Linked DNA regions of Mus musculus: region 1 is linked to region 2. The links are chromatin contacts, found by Hi-C or POLR2A ChIA-PET in ENCODE. All regions are on one chromosome and are shown on one strand. Each heading gives the region's core, a stretch centred on a gene start or an enhancer-like site at or near the end of the contact. The rest is flanking DNA. Distances are from core to core; before and after follow the strand shown.

Region 1 (2,700 bases), core at 41-2,540, 38 kb before region 2:
AAACTGACAAGCGGATTTGGACATGTGCTCTGTTCTCTCTGGTCTCAAACATAAAAGAACAGTTCTAGTATATAATGCTCGAAATTTGCTTTTGACTATCAAATCCATAAAAACTGAATCTTGTATAATGATCTGTGTGGCCTCTTTTGTTGGGCCTCCTTTCCCTTATTTAAAGAATGCTGTTTAGAATATTAAACATTATTCTTACTGCCATTCATTCGATAAGTCTTGGTATCCAGCATTTACTTTTGTTTTTTTTTTTTTTTGAGAAGTCTTTTTCATGTGACCCTGACTGTTCTGGAACCTGCTGTGTAGACCAGGCAGGTCTCAAACTCAGTTGTTTGCCTACCTCCCTGATGCTGGGACTATAATGCATGAGCAGGGCTTTTGTTGTTTGTTTTGGGGTGTGTGTGAGTGATTTGGTTGGTTTTTGTTTTGTTTTGTTTTGTTTGGGGAGGGGAGTGGTTTTGTTGATTGGTTGATTGATTGATTTTTTTTTAAATACCTTTGAGTGTTTTGGTATCTGCTGCCCTGGAACTGAAGTTAGATAGTTGTGAGCAGGCATGTGGATGCTGGAACTAGAACTCTAGTCTTCTGCAAGAGCAACAATGCTCTTAATCACTGAGCCATATCTCCAGCCTCTTATCCTTGATTCTTTTTTTTTAATAGATATTTCAAATGCTATCCCCTTTCCTAGTTTCCTCTCCAAAAATCCCCTAAACCCTCCTCCTCCCCCTGCTCCCCAACCCACCCACTCCCGATTCCTGGCCCTGGCATTCCCCTGTACTGGGGCATATAATCTTCGCAAGACCAAGGGCCTCGCCTATGATGTAAGCCATATATTCCTGCTCCCAGGAAACCGATGGTCCATTAAAACTGGCCCATGAATTGTTAGGGCGTGCAAAGGTTTCCAACATAAATCCTTCATCCTGTTCTTGGGATTCTGGATCTAATGTCTAATGAGGCCAGGATGTCCACTCCACAGCAACTGCGTGCAGGTCAGCCTGGGCTTTCCAGAATTAGTCGGTTTCAGAAGATCGTTAAGTGATCTTTGAATATACGGTTTTGCGCGAGTTGGGGTGAACCTGAACGCATTCCGCGGTAACAAAGCTTGGTGTGGATTGAGAAAAGCAGGTGAATTGGGGAGAGTGGGCAGCAAGGGAGACATGGTGGTCAAGGTAGCTGAGTCAAGGCCTCCCCGACTGCACTGGCGGCTCCCAGCAGAGGGCGCGGTCCGGCCCGGATGACTGCAGTCCTCTGGGGTGGAAAGCGCTTCCCCGGGCGAGGGCGGGGCTTCCGGCAGCGCGCGAGGTCACACGGTGCCTTGGCCCGGTCGTCCTTCCCTCTGCACGTGTCCGCCCCGCGATGCTCCCTCTGCTGCGTTGCGTGCCCCGCGCCCTCGGCGCCGCCGCCTCCGGCCTCCGAACCGCCATCCCGGCCCAGCCGCTTCGGCATCTCCTGCAGCCCGCGCCCCGGCCATGCCTCCGGCCCTTCGGTTTGCTCAGCGTACGGGCCGGCTCGGCTCGGCGCTCTGGCCTCCTGCAGCCCCCGGTTCCCTGCGCGTGCGGCTGTGGCGCTCTGCACACGGAAGGTAAGGTTCACGCACCCTAGTCGGAGTGCGGCCACCCAGCTTGGAACAGACCCTCGTGATCGAAAGCTTCCCCCCCCTTCTCGCGTCTTGGAAATGTGGCTTAGCAAAGTCCGTAGGGTCGTGGTTTCAAAGTGTGGTTGTTGGTTATGTCTTTTGGAACCAGAAAGAGGATAATTGGGAATTCTTTTGTTTAATATGGGAAGTAATAGTAGTGAGTCCATGATAAGAAATAACCATCTCATGATAAATATCAGTTCAGCTCAGTAAGTATATCCTGCTCTTTTTATAGAGTGAGAAACGGACGTTTTAAGGAGTGATTTGGGCTAGTGTCGTAAGAATGGATACAGTCCGGTCTATCGGTAACCGGCTTTTCTCCCTTTGGGTCATCTTGGCTTTTCTTTTAGGAGACAAGGCCTTCGTTGAATTCTTGACTGATGAAATTAAGGAAGAAAAGAAGATCCAGAAACACAAGTCCCTTCCCAAGATGTCTGGAGATTGGGAGCTGGAGGTGAACGGCACGGAGGCTAAATTATTGCGCAAAGTTGCCGGAGAAAAGTAAGTGGCCCAGGGCTTGTATTCTGGGTTCTCAAGTCGGGAATCCCTGACTACAGCACCCTGTCCTGGCCATCCCCAGGAGAGCCTCAGCTTAGGCCCAGTACTTTGATAAAATGGCTTTTCTTTTTTGGGTTTGTTTGTTTTTTTTTTTTTTCCGAGGAAGGGTTTCTCTGTGTAGCCCTGGCTATCTTGGAACTCACTCTGTAGACCAGGCTGGCCTCGAACTCAGAAATCCGCCTGCCTCTGCCTCCCGAGTGCTGGGATTAAAGGTGTGCGCCACCACAGCTGGCCAATAAAATGGCTTTTAAGAAAGCATTTACTTGGAAAAGTTCTTAGGTTCCAGGGAGTGCATTCTCTGAATGAATACAGACTTCTGGGCTTGGTTATTAAGGAGGCCTGAAGCAGCTCCAGGGTGTGTAGAGGGGAGTCTGGGAGCCACAAGCGCAGTCACTGGCTTACTAATGAGGGATGCTGTGCCCAGTCTGGACCTAAGGGCTGGGACTTTTTTTTTTTTTAATGTTTAATAGTACTGATAAATTCATTTGTTTAGAACT
Region 2 (2,815 bases), core at 90-2,589:
TTGCTTTATATAAAAAAGACATTAAAATTCTAACAACTTTAAACAAAAGAAATACTAGGAAAATATTTGCCTGAGAGCTGCCTCAGCAGGTTAAGAGTGCTTGTCACTGACTCTGACAACCTGAGTTGAATTCCCAGAACCATGTGACATAGAGAAACTCTCCTTTATACTATCCTCTGACCTTGTACGTGTGCTGTGCCATGCTGTGCACATGCACATGAAGCAAATAATAGGTAAAAATAAAACAAATCTTCCAGGGATTAATTTTTTTAATCCATTATATACCTACCTTTTTTTTTTCCAATTTGTTATTAGATATTTTCTTCATTTACATTTCAAATGCTATCCCGAAAGTCCCCTATACGCTCCCCCTGCCCTGCTCCCCAAACCACCTGCTTCCTGGCCCTGGCATTCCCCTGTACTGGGGCATATAATCTTTGCAAGACCAAGGGCCTCTCCTCCCAGTGATGGCCGACTAGGTCATCTTCTGCTACATATGCAACTAGAGACACAGCTCTGGGGGTACTGGTCAGTTCATATTGTTGTTCCTCCTATAGGGTTGCAGACCCCTTCAGCTCCTTGGGTGCTTTCTCTAGCTTCTCCATTGGGGGCCCTGTGTTCCATCTTATAGATGACTGTGAGCATCCACTTCTGTATTTGCCAGTGTTTTTTTAAAAAGCCAGTCATGCTATTTGGATAATAAAAACATCAATCCCAAAGTGAAACCTTTTTATCTGGGTAATTTTTAATCATATTTCTACCAACTGCCTGAAATACCAGTTGTCTACTAACTGGTATAGTAACACTGTTACTTATAAAGCCCCTCCAACTAGGAATTGAATTGGTGCCTTCAAAGTAAGTTACTTACATGCTGCCAAAGACCACAGACCTTTGAGCTTTCTTGGAAATTGTCTTTGGAAATGTTTGCTCTTGGATGTAATTTTTAGAAAGCAAATTCTGAGGAAGTAAATTCTGTACACAGCAGTCATCTGGTCCCACAGCCAGCTTTCCTCAAATCTCAACTATGCCCGAAAAAGGAGTGGTTAGCATTGTGCTGCTGACTCAAGTCCTTTGCAAGAAAAGGGATGTGTGAGTTGCCTTGATCTTTTCAAAAAGAATTTTCAGTCTAAAATGCATTTTGAGTCAAAATGTTCAAATAACAAGATCAGAGTTCCCCAAGATGACCTTTCAGGCCAGAACACACATTCTTGTCATATTCCTCTTTTAGGTTCTTAGGTTTTGGGTAGTGTGGCTAATAACTCCATAGTGGACCTGACTTGTTTATTTTGCAGAAGTACAGTCCACCCAGCATCTCCTCCCCTGCTCTGTACCCAAGAAGATGCTGAAGTTGCAGAGTCTCCACTGCGCATTCTGGCTGAAACTCCAGACTCCTTTGAGAAGCATATTAAAAGAATCTTGCAGCGTAGTGCTGCCAACCCAGCATTTCTCAAGTAGGAAATTTAGGGCATATGAATTTTAAGATGGGCTTTTTGGTTAAAATGGGGATTGAACTTATGGCTTTGTGCTTACTAGCAAGTGTTTATTGTTGCTTTTGGTCCTTTTTCTGTCCTTACTGTGGTGCAGTGGGAGGGGACTTGGCACATCTCTTCAGCTAGTCTAGGACTTGTCTATTTGGTTGTTTTATTTGACTAATGAGAATAATGACAGAAACTGTTCTGCAAGATCATCTGAAAAGGATTTGGCTCCCCCTCCCGAGGAGTGTCTTCAGCTTATCAGCAGAGCCACCCAGGTGTTCCGAGAACAGTACATTCTCAAGCAGGACCTGGCCAAGGAGGAGATTCAGCGGAGGTAGAGTCCTGTGATGAACAGCCACTAGTCCTTGCTAGGGGTTGCTCAATAACTGTCTATGGAAGCCTGGCCTTCCTTTTAACTTTACTACTGCTTCTTTTTGAAGGGTCAAATTATTATGTGACCAAAAGAGGAAACAACTCGAAGATCTCAATTACTGTCGAGAGGAAAGGTAGGTATCAAACCCAGAGGGGAGAGAACAATGGTGAGTAGTGGACTGCATTCTCACTTAGGATGCTGTGCCACATCATACGGACCCCCAAGGGTTTCTCATCTCTTCAGGAAAAGTCTCCGGGAAATGGCTGAGCGCTTAGCTGACAAATATGAGGAAGCCAAAGAAAAACAAGAAGATATCATGAACAGGTCAGGGGCCATGAAGCATCCAGTTTCCTGCCCACACAGGGTTAATGATGCCACAAGTATTTGGGTACTGCCAGTGTTCACACACCTATAGAGTAAAATGGATCCCCCAACCCTTTGAAGTACTATGAAAGAGGACACTGTCCCCTGACCCCTTCTCTATTGTCTCCTCACCAAATTCTTGAGCTACAAACTTTGTTTCTCTTGTAATTAGCACTTTACTCACATTTCCTTCCTTTTCTTAAGGATGAAAAAAGTGCTTCACAGTTTTCATGCTCAGCTCCCAGTTCTCTCTGACAGTGAGAGAGACATGAAGAAAGAGTTACAGCTGATACCTGATCAACTGCGACATCTAGGCAACGCCATCAAACAGGTAAGAATGGGTGCAGTAATCTAGGGAATAGTTTTATAAAGTGTGAACAGTAAAATACTGTAAAAATGTGTGCAAACCATAGTCAAAATATCTGTGTTCTGTTTGGTACTTGAGGTTACTATGAAAAAAGATTATCAACAGCGGAAGATGGAAAAAGTGCTGAGTCCTCAGAAACCCACCATTACTCTCAGTGCCTACCAGCGAAAGTGCATTCAGTCCATCCTGAAAGAAGAGTACGTTTACTGTTGTGCGACAGGTTTCCCTTGGCGGTAT

What was found. Hi-C counts contacts between places; a loop is a spot of excess contacts on that map. ChIA-PET counts read pairs that join two places held with the same protein, here RNA polymerase II (POLR2A).
Region 1: POLR2A ChIA-PET joins it to region 2 with 14 read pairs in embryonic stem cell. The contact joins the promoter of C1qbp here to the enhancer-like site in region 2. A Hi-C loop is called at or near these places in 1 of 37 maps with a recorded cell type or tissue (left cerebral cortex). POLR2A ChIA-PET finds 5 or more read pairs at or near these places in 4 of 5 experiments (Patski and embryonic stem cell).

The regions. Positions count from the first base shown.
Region 1 is chr11:70,981,616-70,984,315 of GRCm38, reverse strand. C1qbp (complement component 1, q subcomponent binding protein) reads left to right here and starts at 1,290. Exons shown (of 6, transcript NM_007573.2): 1 at 1,290-1,591; 2 at 1,996-2,146. The coding sequence starts at 1,366. Dhx33 (DEAH (Asp-Glu-Ala-His) box polypeptide 33) reads left to right here. Exons shown (of 12, transcript NM_178367.4): 12 at 1-225.
Region 2 is chr11:70,943,839-70,946,653 of GRCm38, reverse strand. Nup88 (nucleoporin 88) reads left to right here. Exons shown (of 17, transcript NM_172394.3): 11 at 1,293-1,451; 12 at 1,684-1,809; 13 at 1,916-1,981; 14 at 2,092-2,172; 15 at 2,416-2,542; 16 at 2,657-2,775. Among named protein-coding and RNA genes, the nearest start is that of Nup88, 25 kb to the left of the region's middle. Within about 2 kb of position 1,339, at least 1 of the 3 ENCODE cell types and tissues checked has a DNase peak (open chromatin) inside an H3K27ac peak, as active enhancers do; it is left cerebral cortex, where a contact is called at or near this core.